Linked DNA regions of Mus musculus: region 2 is linked to region 1. Evidence: chromatin loops called from intact Hi-C (ENCODE). Cell type or tissue: left cerebral cortex. All regions are shown on one strand. Links, peaks and the distances in the headings refer to the core of each region. The heading gives the core; the rest is flanking DNA.

Region 1 (7,450 bases), core at 2,020-4,519:
CTACATGGAACAGGGAGTCAGGGAATATGTCACAGAGGAAGAAGGAAGGATGGTGCGTTAGGGGATGGTCTACTGCGCTGGATTCTCTCAAAGCTGTGGAAACCTTGAGAAGAAGCACACAGCTGAACCTCTACAGAGCTGCTGATTCAGGGTGACCCTGGCCTAGCAGGAGCTCATGTACTGGCTACAAGGCTCTTTGTAATCCCCAAGCTGGAGCTCTGCTGACACACTGTAACCATAGCAACAGAACCTAGGTATCCCAGGAGGAAAGGGCTGCTTGTTGAGGGCTCTCTCTAGTCTAGGCTGGGGAAGTCTCTCACCTCCTCCAGTGTCAAAGCTGGGGACACCATGCATGATGACGAAGTGTAGGAACAGAGGTGAGGTGTTCATCTTCATGGCTCCAGACAGTAGCCCGCTGAGAAACTGCACGTACCTGCAGGAGACAGCGGCTAAGACTCCACAGCCAATTCACAGCTGCTGAGTCTAGCGGCAGGCAGTACAGAATGGGAACTGCATCTGGAGATCCTGGGGACACCTTGTCCCACTGTATACAAGGAACAATTAATTATCATCCTATGCTTGTCATGGGGAGTCACTGCTTCACTGAGGCTCCGCCCACAGCTCTGAGAACTGCTGACGTCATCGTCATTTTTTGTTTGTTTGGTTGGTTGGTTGGTTGGTTTTTCGAAGACAGGGTTTCTCTGTATAGCTCTGGCTGTCCTGGAACTCACTTTGTAGACCAGGCTGGCCTCGAACTCAGAAATCCGCCTGCCTCTGCCTCCTGAGTGCTGGGATCTCTTTCACACATGGATGCTCACACCTTGGAGGTCTCCTCACCTGTTCCCAAGCCCATCACCAGCAAGGCCAGCATGGCAAACAGAGTGACATGGGGCATGCCAGCTGCTCATTCCACACACATGAGCCATGACGAGCAGCTGGTATCAATGGCCCCTAACCTCCTGCTCTCACACACACACACACACACACACACACACACACACACACCACACACAAACCACACACCACACACCACACACCACACACACATCTCCAAAGCACTCTCATCTCAGCTGAGGTTCACCCATGGCCACTCATATATACTGAAGATGTGAATTTTGCCATATGGACTCTGGCACTGACTTCAATTGTCCAAGCTGACTGTCACAGCCCTCCACATACATGTCAGTCAAGAGTGAGGTTTCTACGCTGTGTATGATCAAAGGTCCCTCATAAAGCAATGACCGGAGTATGAGCTGTACCCTTGCCACGGCCTGATGGTCCCCTGGCCTCCAGCATTCCTTCCTCTGCCCTCCCTGGCATAACTGTATCCTGCTCCCATGGAAGCCCTGAGGTAGCCAATGCCCTAAGGCCCAATCCTCACCAGAGCCTTCAAGATGTCTCTTGGGATCTGTCTGCTTTCTTGCCTTTCTCCAACAAAGTACTACACTCATTGCAAGAAGGAAGAAATGACCTGCTATCAAACTAATGGTCCATGCAGCGAGCAGGAAGCAGGAAGTGACATTCACCAAGCCCCTGGATGAACACAGTCAGTCATGGGCTCTACCTTAGAACAAAAACACTTCAAATGCCCACTGGAATGCAGACCGAGATCATGGTTAAACAGCTGAGTTGGAGGCAAAATAAACCAAACAGAAAACTTTTAGTGCTTTCCCAACTTAGAAACACCCTTATGGAAAGCTTTAATATAATCCACAAGCATTCCCTTCACTGTAGGGAAAACCCACAGTGACAGACAGGTGGTGACAGCATCCCACAGTTCCAGTGGCACATTGCTACATTGTTACAATGAAGGCAAAACTTCCCAAGTGACAGAAGCCTGGTGTCCTTCCCCAGAAACTCAGGTAAGCAGGCCATGGGTGTCCAGCCCCAGGAGTTTACTCTGACTGCAAAGGTTCCGAGCCTCCTATAGAGAAGTGCAGGATGGGAGAACCAGCTTGTGACCCGTCAGCTGCGCTCTGTACACAGCAGAGCTCATCAGTCCCCTTGGGTGGGTGGCCTTGAGCAAAGGTAATGGACTTACACACAAGGCCTGGGTAGAATACCGAAGACCCTACTTAAGATAGCTCTGCCCTCTTCCCAGCTCTGGGCAATCCTGGACACTAGGAAATGTATGTCCTTATCTTTCCTGTGAAGGGACTCTGTGGTAATCCAGACCTGCTGTGGGTGGCTCTTCCATGACTCCCTCAAATAAGACAGACCTTCACACAGAGGGACTTGGAAGTTCAAGGGCTCTGTGTTGGTAATGGTCACTTCCTTCTCCGATGCACATCCAACATTTCCTCAGACATGGCAAATCCTATGTGGCTCTGCAACCTGAAGATTTGTGACTCCCACTCTCTGTTTTGTTTTGGTTTTCTTTTTTTTTGGGGGGGGGGGTTGAGACAGGGTTTCTCTGTGTAGCCCTGGCTGTCCTGAAACTCACTCTGTAGACCAGGCTGGCCTCGAACTCAGAAATCCGCCTGCCTCTGCCTCTGCCTCCCAAGTGCTGGGATTAAAGTTGTGCACCACCACCGCCCAACTGACTCCCACTCTCTTTATGAGACACTCTTCAGGGATCTGAGACTTCTCCCTGCCCAGAGGCCACCAGCTCCTAACAATACTACAGGTGGGAGGCTTTCATGATGTCGGTTGACTCTCTGGGATTGCTATCCCAAGTGTTTTTTGGTTTGGTGTCCCCTGTCCCCACTCCCAGGCATGGTAACATACCTGTGATCCCAGCACTACAGAAACAGAGGCAGAAAAATCACAGGTTTAAGATTATCTCAGGCTACACAAGACCCTCCCTAAAAAATAAATAACTAAATAAAATAAAAACAAAAAGAAAAAGCAGTACGCCTTCCATTGTACAGCAACAGCTAGTAACAGCAGAAGTGTGCTTCTACACAAGCTTGCTCATGAGGAAGCTGTGACAGAGTCACTCAAGGACCAGGTCTCAGTCTTCCTCATTGAAACTTACTCTTAATGACTGTCATCTTCCCAGCCGCCCACTAGGGGGTGCTCAGCTCACAGTGGACCCACGCAAAGAGAACCCACAGTAAGAACGTCTACACAGGTTCTAAGTCCAAGGTTTCAACCAGGTATACACACACAAACACACACACACACACACACACACACACACACACACACACACACACACACACACACACACACACTCACACTCACACTCACACAGGTTAGAGGCATTTAGGATAAAGGAGATTAGAACTATATACAACTAGAGAATATGCCCTGTGGCCTGAGAGATGGACATGGTTCAGGCTACCATGAATGGCTTTTCTGTGGGTTCAGGCCTCATGCATGAGTAGTCCCTGAGATAGGGAGACAGAGACAGGGGGATCCCTGGGACTCTATACTTAGGCTGCAGGTCAGTGAGAGGTCCTTCTCCAAATAACCAAGGTGGATGGCACCTGAGGAATGACACCCAAGGTTGACCTCTGACCTCCATTAATTGTTTGAGCTACCTTGAAGATGGAAAGAACTAGGTAAGTGGGTGGTACTGAGAGGTGGGGGATCAGAAAGCTGCACCCAAGTCGTGACTGAAGATTATATGCTCAGAAAATAGTGGGAAAGGGGAGGGAGCTCCAGGATTTCAGGGCACAGGCTGACCCTGCTTTCCCTCAAGAATACCACTTGTCAAGACACATCTTGACCACTGCACGGCAGAGGGTGTGGTTTGGGGGACTGTCCTTATTCTTATGTCCTGGAGGATAAGAACCCCGATCTTTACCTGAGACGTGCAGGTTCTATCTGGGGTTGCTACCCCATGTGTCCCTAATGATTCCCTATGCAGTACAACTGGGGCAGTGTAACAGCTAGGCGCTCAGTGTTCAGTGTAACAGCTAGGCATTCCGTATACGCTGTGTTCAGTGTTATATGGAACCTAGAAGGTTTAGAGTGGATGGACAGTCAGCTGCAAAGAAGAAAGGAAAGTGGATGAACTGAAGACCATCATGGTAATATGTCTTCTCTCATATGTGAACCTAGATTTCACGTATGTGTACACACACACAACTGTCTGGGGGAAGAAAGAGGACCAGTGGGAAGAGGATAAGAGGTATAAATATAAGAATAATGCATAATACACATCTATCAAATGTTATAATGAAATCTATTATTTTATACACTAATAAAAATTTGAAAACGCACAGGGTACACAACACAAAAGAATACACATCAGCTCTACACAAATTCCAGGCCATTTTATGTAAGGGCCTTGAGCATCTGCAGGTTATAGGTAGGCTCTAGATCCAGTCCTCTTTGGAAGGTCCTGGTGATGCCTTCTTTTTCCATGGTTGCTTAAAATGTTGAGACAGCCACAAGTCCTAAATTTCTCCCTCATCCTCAATAGACTTAACTGTGATCTTTACTTTGAAATAATTTCTGCACTTTGGTCCTAACATAACCTGCAGAACAGCAGCCCTGCCCACAGGCATTCAGAAAACAGTGGGATGCACAGCCCATGAATGCAATCGTCACCTTCTCCTGGTCTCTCCCATGTTTCCTGAGGTTTATTTATCCCAGTTGCTAGACCACTCAATAATTATTTGGTTTGTGTCTTCTAATGCAGGCACCAGGCAAGCTGGCAAGAAAAGAGGCAGAAAGAAGGCAGCCCTAATCTCAAGGGCAGAGCAGTGAACTGGAATGCAAACTTGAACCCTGCTGAGCTGGAAGCACTTTAAAATGAGATGTTTTCCCTCTTTCTCCTTCACACTTCCCAGTATCACTAGAAGCTATCCCTTCTATAAGTAGTGAGCCCTGGCGGCCACACCTGCCTGCTGAGTCCTTGCATTTGTGGGAGTTGCATCTTGTTTGCACCTCAGCTTCTGTGCAGGTCTTAGGAATGTTGCCATTTTGGAAACTGCTCAGTGGAAAAATAATAGTTCATGGGTTCATAACCGAACAGGGGCTGCTCGAGTGGAATAAATCACCATAATATACTCAAGTCTGGAAAAGCTGCTTCCCTGTCAGGGCCTGTTGCTAAAACAGACCATACCCTGGCTCCAACCCACGGTCCCAAAATGTAGCCCACATTCTTTCAAACCGAAAACTGTCTGAGTGAGCCCAGACCACTGGAATCATCGTGTCTGCTGGCCCAGCGGCATTTGTATTAGAGAAAGCAGATGGAAAGGATCAACACTCACAGACAAAGGTTTGGGGCTAAAACAAAATCTTATCTCCAAGCTGGGGGCCATTTTACAGCTGCCTTCAGAATTCTTGGACAAATTCTGAAGTTAAGACAAAACTACAATGCAATTATGTGAGTGCCTCAAAAAGAGAAAGCCCTGTTCTCTGACTGCTACACTCCAACATTTCAGGGGCTACTATGTGTTGCAGCCAGAACAGGCTGGCAGGGAACAGCCAAGAGAAATTCTCTCCAGCTTCAACAAGCTGACACTGTAGAATAGAAGTCAGCCTATGATGATCTGATACCCCACGCTTGTCAATAAAGCTTAACTAGAACACAATCAGGCTGATTCATTTCCATACTAGATATGTCTCTAACATTGATGTTAGAACACTGGTGAGCTAAAACCACAGTCTGAAACATCCACCCTCTAGTCTCTCTACCAAGCCCCCTGATCCCTGTTCTAGCAGACAGAAATGAGTTCAACATGGCTGGCTGTAGACAGCAAAGCTCACTATCTGAAGGAGACAAGGATTCTCAGGGCTGAACTGAGCTGTGGCTCTGTGTCTTCCTCTCTGGGAATGAGCCACGGGTGAGAGCACACAGGTTCTTACCAGACACGAGGCTTTTACTAAACACGTAGGCCTATGAGACTCATATCCTTGCCTTGGGAACCAGCAAAGCCCTCCCTCATACTCTTAGGTAAGACACAATGGTTGTGCAGAGAGAAGTTGTCAGAGAATATTCATCTGGCCCCAAGGATAGATAGATACATACCGCTTCTGGGAGGGCTCCATTAAAGCTGAAATTTTGTCATCATAAAACTTCTTCATTGCAAACCTGTCCAGTGCCTGGTCAGCACTGGGGAAGCAGGGAGGGAGAGAGAGGGGTGAGAAGAATAAGTAAGTATGTCAGGTCAGTGGTATGCCCAGCCCCTCATGGATGAATGACTGGGGTGCACATCCTACGTCGGTCAGTGACCTTCTTCCACAAGGAGCTGTACCTGTCCATGCACCGTCTTTCTGCATGAGTGCACTCAGTTCAAAGCAGGAGCCATGCTGAACTCCTGTCTGAACTACATTATCTAAGGGTGTGATACTTAGATGTACCACTGTCTCACAGGGAGAGGAATGGGCTGCAGGCCCCAGCCGCAGGACCCTTCGGAAAAAGCCTAGAATGTGCACAGAAGGAAGGAAGTCTTGGAAGTATAATATGTGACACTGCTAAGCAGCTTCAAAGAAAGCCTGGAGTTGAGAACGGGGCAGGGTTGGTGGCTGGGAAGGGTGTGTAGGGCCTTGGGCTTCATGTAACTTCACAGAAAGTCAATCTACTTTCTAACAGCCTACCTGACCTTCAGACACCAGCCCCAATGTTCAGAGTAGAATTTACAGACCCTTCTGGGAAACCTCACTGTGGGGCATCCTAGGGTCACTGAGCTGCCTAAAACCATGAAATAAGACTTACTGAAAACAAAGGTATCTTTTAAAATCTCATAGGCAGCCAGACACAGTGGTACGTGCCTTTAATCGAAGCACTCGGAGGGCAGAGGCAGGCAAAGGTCTGAGTTCTAGGCCAGGTGGGTCTACACAGTGAGACCCTGTCTCAAAAAACAAACAAACAATAACAAATCAGATAGGTAGAAAAGTTCTCCATTGGGAAAAAAAAATGACATGTTTAGGAATTCTGAACATAACATTTTCAAAATATATGCAAAAATAAGAAGGACAAAGGAAAACACTCTAAATTAAGTCCAGTGTGAGTGACCACTGACTTCACCCCATGTGTTTGTCTCAACACAGGGCTTGGCCAGTGAGGCTGTCACAGACGGAGGAGGGTCCATCTGAGCCCAGAACGTGTCAAAGAGTAAGTGCATAGGTCTTTCAGGTTAGAAGACACAGTTTCATATCTAGTCTTTGACTGCTAGGCACTGTCTTTTCTGTGATCCCATCATTTGAGTAACTGCTGGGGAAGCAACCTAGCCAGTGTTAATGCTCATGGGTCACAGGATGCTTAGTGCTCTCGTAATGAGTTCTGGCTTCGTCTTCTAAACTCTTCAGAGTGCCTAGAACAAAAATGTGTTCTCTCTCTCTCTCTCTCTCTCTCTCTCTTTCTCTCTCTCTCTCTCTCTCTCTCTCTGTAACCTGCAGTTTCTGTTTGGGTTACTTGTCATTTGTGACACTTAAAATCAGGTGTGTCCCCTGTGGTGTCTAAAATATAACCTAAGGGGATAGGAAGATTCAGACACGTGGGAAAGCAGCACTTCTGGGTGCGAAAGAAAAGGGAAAGCAACCTGGCTAGGAA
Region 2 (7,450 bases), core at 1,570-4,069, 420 kb after region 1:
GATCCATCCCATATACAGTCACCAAACCCAGACACTGTTGTGGATACCAACAAGAGCTTGCTGACAGGAGCCTGATATAGCTGTCTCCTGAGAGGTTCTGCCAGTGCCTGACAAATACAGAAGTGGATGTTCACAGCCATCCATTGGACAGAGCACAGGGTCCCCAGTGAAGGAGCTAAAGAAAGTACCGAAGGAGCTGAAGGGGTTTGCAACCCATAGGAGGAACAACAATATGAACTAACCAGTACCCCCAGAGTTCCCAGGGACTAAACCACCAACCAAAGAAAACACATGGTGGGACTTATGGCTCTAGCTGCATATGTAGCAGAGGATGGCCTAGTTGATTATCAATGGGAGAAGAGGCCCTTGTGAAGGCTCTATGCCCTAGTATAGGGGAATGCCAGGGCCAGGAAGCAGGAATGGGTAGGTTGGGGTACAGGGGGAAGGGGGAGAGGATTTTTGGAGGGGAAACCAGGAAAGGGAATAACATTTGAAATGTAAATAAAGAAAATATGTAATAAAAAAAAGGGAGTGTAAATCTCTGGCCATTATTTGTATAACTGCTGGTTGAGACTTGGGGCTGGACTTTAGATAGCACCAGTAACCAGTACATTTAGTTTACATGCAAAAGTAAACAGTATATACATACACACACACACACACACACACATATATATATATACATACATATATATATATATACACATATATATACACACATATATATACACACATATATACACATATATACACACACACATATATATACATATATGTGTATACACATACACATGTGTATATATGTATATACATACACATGTGTATATATGTATACACACATGTGTATATATGTATACACACATGTATATATGTATATATACACACATATGTATATATATGCATATGTATATACACACATATGTATATATGTATATACATATATATTTTTTTGCCTGCTATGAGTATGTAAATGTAAATACTTACTTTTTCTTTCAAGAATGAGGCTAATTAAAAATGTCAAAGGAAAAGTTACCAGATTTGATTACATTACAATGTCTTTTAATTGTTATTTGTTTGTATATTTATTATGGACCTCACAGCTGTGTTGCTCTTCCCAAGCACTTTATGCCCCATCCTCTGGGACAGTAGCTATCATCCTTCCCTCAGCATACCTGGCCTGACTGTTATTTGTCCCTGAATATGGAAAAGCATTCAGGGCATGCCAACCTTAGGAGGGAGGCTGTCCAGCCAGGGACCCCTCCAGTTCTGGGGCTGATGCTAGGAGCAAGGGCTCCCCCTGGAGGATGTTCTGTTTAATTAGAATGAGAAAACTGAAAAATGGGATTTTAAGTTTCTAGCACCCTTAGTGTTAGCTTCCCTAGCCTTCTGTCCTCCTCCCCTCTGTTGTTCCCCTTAAAGCATGACACTCCAGGGAAATCCCGAGACTCAGGAGTACTTGGCCAATACAAAACAGACTCTATATTTTTGTGGGTGTGTCTTTTGTTTTAATATTTTGTCTTATAATTCTTTTCTGTTTTTGGTTTATCTGTTCTGAGTTTTGCTGTTTTTCTTATTTTTGTTTTGGGGGAGAAGGAACACAAAATTGGGTGGGTAGGGAGGTGGGGAGAATCTGGAAGGACGGGAGGGAGGGAAACAATATGGTTAAAATATATCAGAAAATTTAATTAAATGTATTTAAAGGTAAAGGAAGGTATTAGTTGCCTTCCTCCCACCTACTGACTGGGACATTTAGTCTTAAATTTTAGTTGAAATATAGTTTCTTATAAAGAAAACACAGATGATATAAAGACTGGAAAAGTTAGAAAAACAGGAGAAAGAATTTATAGCCTTATAGCTGGGAAACTTACCTTTTGTATTCTGTAGGTGGTACCATTTAAACGATTGTCAGTTCTTTTCATTGTTCTACTCTGAACATGATTTCATTATAGGACTTGCAACAAAGCCACTGGACTAACACAGTAAATGGAAATTTGTAATATTCTCAGATTTCAGACTTCATATATATAAATGATAATATGAATTAAGCCATACAATTTCCACTGGGGTGGGAGTTGGCTCTGAATGGGTGCACAGTAGAACTTGGCAAGCAAAAGTGAAGTTTCCAGGAAAGACATTCTGTCACTCAGCTCGGTGACATGGAGACGCCAAGGATACGGAGAAAGAGGTATGCATAGAGCACTGCAGGCTAAAGAGATAGTCACAGATTGCCACATGCTATTTGTCGTAATAGAAAATTAGGAACAATCAAAGTTCGGTTGTGAGGAACTTGAGAAATGGTGTAGAATTTGTACACATAATCCAATATATGCCACTGTTAAAAATCATGTAGTCAAAAAGCCAGTGGTCATGCTATAACAATTACTCAAATGTTGTGAAAGACATATATATTAAAAAGGCGCATAACAACTCCACACATAAAAAACCATAGCAGGGCGCTGGAGAAAGGACTAGGTGGATGACAGTGTTTCCTCCTCTTGCAGGGGCAGGGAAGTGGGGGCTGGAGACTAAGTCTTCTTTCCAGGACCCATGTTGGGAGGCTCACAGCCTTCTGCAACTCCAGCGCCAAGGCACATGGCGCCCTCTGCTGGTCTGGGCAAGCACCTGCACTCATGCACTCATATCCACACACACGTGATTTTAAAATAAAGGTAAATCCATTTTTAAGTCAATAAAAAATAAAATAAATACACTTATCTCTTGCTGTCTGGATTTCACACAATTCCATTTTTATACTCTTAGAAAACACGGAAAATATAAAATACAAATGGAGTCATCAATATTGTTTTCCTTCTCTTACAGAAAAGCTCAAATGAAAGTGTTTTACAGATTAAAAATTAAGTTCTCTTATTATTTATACTGTGTTTGCCTCTGTGTGTCCATTGAAAGTAAGTATAAATTAAAGCAAACAATAGATACAGGTGCAGGAATAGGAGTCTGTAGTTCCACTGTGCAAGAGGCCAAGGCAGGAAAACTGAGAGTTCTGGGATAGCTTGGGTAGTACATTGAATTTAAAGACAATCTGGGCTACATTGTGATACCAAACCTCAAATAAAATAAAATAAAATAAAATAAAATAAAATAAAATAAAATAAAATAGACGATGGATATGTAGCAGAGGGTGGCCTTGTTGGGCATCAATGGGAGGAGGGGCCCCTGGTCCTGTGAAGTCTTGATACCCCGTTGTAGGAGAATGCCAGGGTGGGGAGGCAGGAGTGGGTGTGTGGGGGAGCCCCCTCATAGAAATGGGGGGAAACCGGGAAAGGGGATAACATTTGAAATGTAAATAAATAAAATATCCAATAAAAATACTTAAAAATAAAATAAAATAAAAATAAATTAAATAAGATAACAACATTAAGAAAATATTCTTTAAAGCAAAACAAAATCAAACAAAGGAACAACATCATCTTTCCATCAGAGTGAGACTTCCAGTCAGAGCCCTGCAAGCTGTAGCCTTTCCCTGAATCCCTTGAGTTTTGGTCCATCCCTCACACAGAGAGCACAGAAGAGCCTGACACCATGGAATGCTGGCCTCTAGAGCTGCAGAGCTCTTGCCTCAGGGGACATGGACACTTGGAAGGCCTGCCCAGGGCAATCCCATACCCGCTTTGAAATCTACTGCCCTCTGGGGCTGCTGGGACCTGAAGTACCCAGGGCTGGCAGCTGATCCATTAGAGATAGCATTCTGGCAAACGCTCAGCTTTGAGTTCGCCTTCCCAAGTGTCAGGCTGGACTGGACACCTTTGACCTGAAAGTAAAACTGTCTGAAATCAAAGTCCTCAAAGGACTGCAAGAAATCAAAGGCAGCCTTCTTTTTCCTACTCTGTCGTTAATACTCAGCATATAATTGGTCATTTCTTTTAATTGTGGTGTCAAATTTTTCTTTTTACTGAAAATGCTATCATTCTATGCATAACCAAAAAAAAAAAAAAAAAAAAAAAAAGGCTACTCAAAGCAAGCTGAGCTGAGCGTCAAGAGTCATATAGGCAAATAAAAGACGTATTCAGCCACCAGAAACCAGGCTTCCGTCCCGGTGCAGGCTTTCCCTGCTCAGGAACCAGCTCCAAAGCCCTCACAGTGACTCTTTTGTGCTGAGCGCAGCAGAACAAACTTAACAAGCTTCCTTCATTCCCCAGCGAGCTCAGCAACTTGGAAGCAGCCTAGAGCGAGGTAGGCAGGATGATGAGTCCTTAAGCCCAGCCCTACCTGCACCTTCGCAGGCCCCATGTTCTTCACTGGGGGTGGTTGGCAAGGCTCCCGCACGATGAAAAGCTGCTTTCTTAGGGTAGTGGAGCTGACATTATTGAAGGCAAGGACTTCAACTGTAAACTCTCCCTCCCTGGAAGGGTAGAAAGCAGAGAATAAAGAGATTGAGGTTGTTGTACATCGGTTCTCAATCCCTCTTTATAGCCTCAGGACCCCTCACCCAAGTGTACTGTTCCTGAAGTTGCTTTTGCTTGTGGTATTCTATAACAGCGACAGAACAGTAACTAACACTCTTCTGCACACTTATTCAAGAATATTCCTCTGCAGCAGCGCCATGCTAGTCTGAGGCTTGGCCTTGACCATGCTTATCTCTGGCAGCTATGAAAACTGGACACTCATTGGAAGGACTTGATCCACTTAAGACCTAGGATCCTCCCTAGCCAGAGACTCCGCTAAGAACAACTGGCCTGCTTCTCGGACGTCCCCATACTCCCAACCTTGAGTATCATTTGCACGTGTGCTTTTGCATTAAAGAAAACCTTCTGAGACAATGATTTTGGACAAAGGCAATCAGATACAACTTATCTTTCTAATCTAGCTAGGTTCTGGACAATGATGCCACAGTCAATGAAGTATTGCATATGACATGACAAGGGTTCCTGGGATTAAAATAAGGCAGAATGTTTTGTATTTCTTAGTGATACCATAGCCGTGGTGGTTTGGCTATGCTTGACCCAGGAAGTGGCACTATTTGGAAGTGTGACTGTTGGAGTAGATGTGGCCTTGTTGGAGTAAGTGTGTCACTCTGTGGATGGGCTTTGAGAGACCTTCCTCTTAGCTGCCTAGAAGCCTGTCTGCTCTAGGCTTCCTTTGTATGAAGATGTAGAAGTCTGAGCTCCTCCAGTGCTATGTCTACCTAGATGCTGCCATGCTTCCACCTTGATAATGGACTGAGCCTCTGAACCTGTAAGCCAGCCCCAATTGTCTTGTAATAAGAGTTGCCTTGGTCATGGTGTCTGTTCACAGCAGAAAAACCCTAAGACAGAAATTGTTACCAGGGACTGGGTTATTGCAATGATAGGCCTAACCATGCTTTTCTTTGGAAGAATATGGATTTGGGGACTTTGGATTTGGAAAGCAGTGGAATGCTTTAAGTGGGGCTTAATGGGACATCCTAGTGGGAATATGGAAGGGTGCTGCTAAGGGTGATTTGAATTGTGGAAGTCTGACTCTAGAGGTTTCAGAGGTCCAGTCCATTATCATCAAGTTGGGAACACGGTAGCATCTAAGCAGGCATGGCGCTGGAGGAGCTGAGAGTTCTACATCTTCATACAAAGGAAGCCTGGAGCAGACTGGCTTCCAGGCAGCTAGGAGGAAGGTCTCTCAAAGCCTACCCCTACAATGACACACTTCCTTCAACAAGGACTACTACAAGGCCACACCTCCAAATAGTGCCACTTCCTGGGCCAAGCATATTCAAACCACCACAATAGCTGTCATAATATAAACAGAAAGTAATTTCTTTTGTGTTTGTGGTGATACTGCAGTGAACTCAATTCCCACATTGCCAGAACAAGCAAGAATGGGCAGTACATGGATGATGATAAAAATGGCTATGCTGTTGCCTTATATATTTATGAACTATATTTTTCAGAGAATGTACACTTACTTACAAAAAGAAATGCATCCTATAAAACAGCATTAGCTGGTAGTCTTTACCTATCTAATATTTACATCCTTTCTTGATTGCATCAGGTACCATGTAAGTACCTGGTTCATGGCATCTAAGGGAGGTTTGCACATTAACCAAACCAACAAATAATACTGTGTCAGAGAACCTCTGGTTGTTAAATGACACACAACTATCTTCATAATGCCTTCTCCAGGTAAAGAGTGGGTTGAATCAAAGGTACCTTCAGACCAGAGACCCATTATAGTGTGACCTCAGAGCCTTACAGTTTCATCTACATGCCTGTCTATCTCCTCTCCCTCTCCCTCTCCCAAGCATACTGCCTGCCACTGAAAATCTCTGCCACTGACATCCTTTTTTGGGGGTCTATGTTGGTTCCCCCTCCCCACTTTTTCTCTAAGAATCTCCTGCTGGACATTTCCTTTCCGGTCACATGAGAATATGCAAGTATGGTTCTGAAGTCTATAAAGCCATGAATGGGGGTTGTGTCTCTGCATCCCATACCCTCTTTGCTGACAGAATCCCTTGACTGAAGGCCTCTATTTGCTTCCTTTCCCTGGACCTTCAGGCTCCCCCAGAGCCCTAGCTCAGCCTGCCTTCTTTCCAGTCAACATTTGTCATCTGCAAGATTGACTGTGGGGTTTTAAGTATCGATCCTTCAGAAGGCAGCCACGTGTACACCTGCAATCAGCTGTCACCTGTCCCTTACTGCTCACCTGCTGTAGACATGGCTGGAGGAGCTGCTGCCCAACTCAATGGTGTCATCTCCAAAGTTCCAAAGGTAGGCTACATCAGTGCCAAAGTTGAGCCTGCACTCAAAGGACACATTGGCATTTACCAGGGCTGAGGCAGTGGACACAAGTCGATTGGCCATGATTCTCTTCTGCACCCTGATGAGGTGGGGTTCAGAGACCACACTGCCGATCCTGCTGGTGGCCTTGACCTTCACACGGTACCTGAGGATGGGGTACATGGCAAGATGAGAACACAAGGCTGGGAGAATCTCCACATCACTTCCGCAGATAGACAGAGCTAGGAGCTTGAGCTGTGGGCATTATCCGACTGGGCAATATCAAATCTGAAGTGGGGGGAATTCATTTTAAATTCCCTATCTCATTAGTTATTTCACATCTCTAAATGAAGTGAGCCCTACTTTAGAGGAAGCATTTTCTGGGTTACACTGAGGGCTGAGGTGAAATCACCCTGTTACTTGGTGCAAACTGTGGGGAGCTGAGCCTCTCTTATAGCTTATGGTTAAGCTCAATTTATAAAAGTGCTTTGGGGCTGGGCATAATGTAAACACCATTAAAATTCTTGTGATAGTGACAGGGTAATCTTAATCCTGAGTGTTGGCTGCATCGACACTGAAGACAATATTGACAGACCACTGAGGGACGCTCAGCCTTCTTCTAATGCTTCTGGAAGTTGTCATCACTGGTGGGTTCTCTCCGAAATACCAAGCGAACTCCAGGGGTATAGTTTCCTCGGTAATAGCCACAAATGTGATGTTTGTGTTAGCAGCAAACACAGTTC

The links. A loop is a pair of places that touch in the nucleus more often than their neighbours do. Peaks named below come from ENCODE experiments on the same cell type or tissue, not always from the same donor. Only the 100,000 strongest peaks of a DNase experiment are listed, where the experiment ranks them.
Region 2: it touches region 1 in a loop (9-fold over the local background); 27 of 42 quality-filtered maps call a loop at or near these places.

The regions. Positions count from the first base shown.
Region 1 is chr11:8,532,077-8,539,526 of GRCm38, forward strand. Tns3 (tensin 3) reads right to left here. Exons shown (of 31, transcript NM_001083587.1): 10 at 5,927-6,010; 11 at 321-433. Among named protein-coding and RNA genes, the nearest start is that of Tns3, 130 kb to the right of the region's middle. In left cerebral cortex, for the core only: a CTCF peak has its summit at 2,988 (motif pointing right); a DNase peak (open chromatin) is centred at 3,011.
Region 2 is chr11:8,954,624-8,962,073 of GRCm38, forward strand. Pkd1l1 reads right to left here. Exons shown (of 52, transcript XM_017314870.1): 6 at 7,303-7,450; 7 at 6,634-6,873; 8 at 4,228-4,360. Among named protein-coding and RNA genes, the nearest start is that of Pkd1l1, 16 kb to the right of the region's middle. In left cerebral cortex, for the core only: a CTCF peak has its summit at 2,612 (motif pointing left); DNase peaks (open chromatin) are centred at 2,561 and 3,629; H3K27ac peaks cover 459 bases.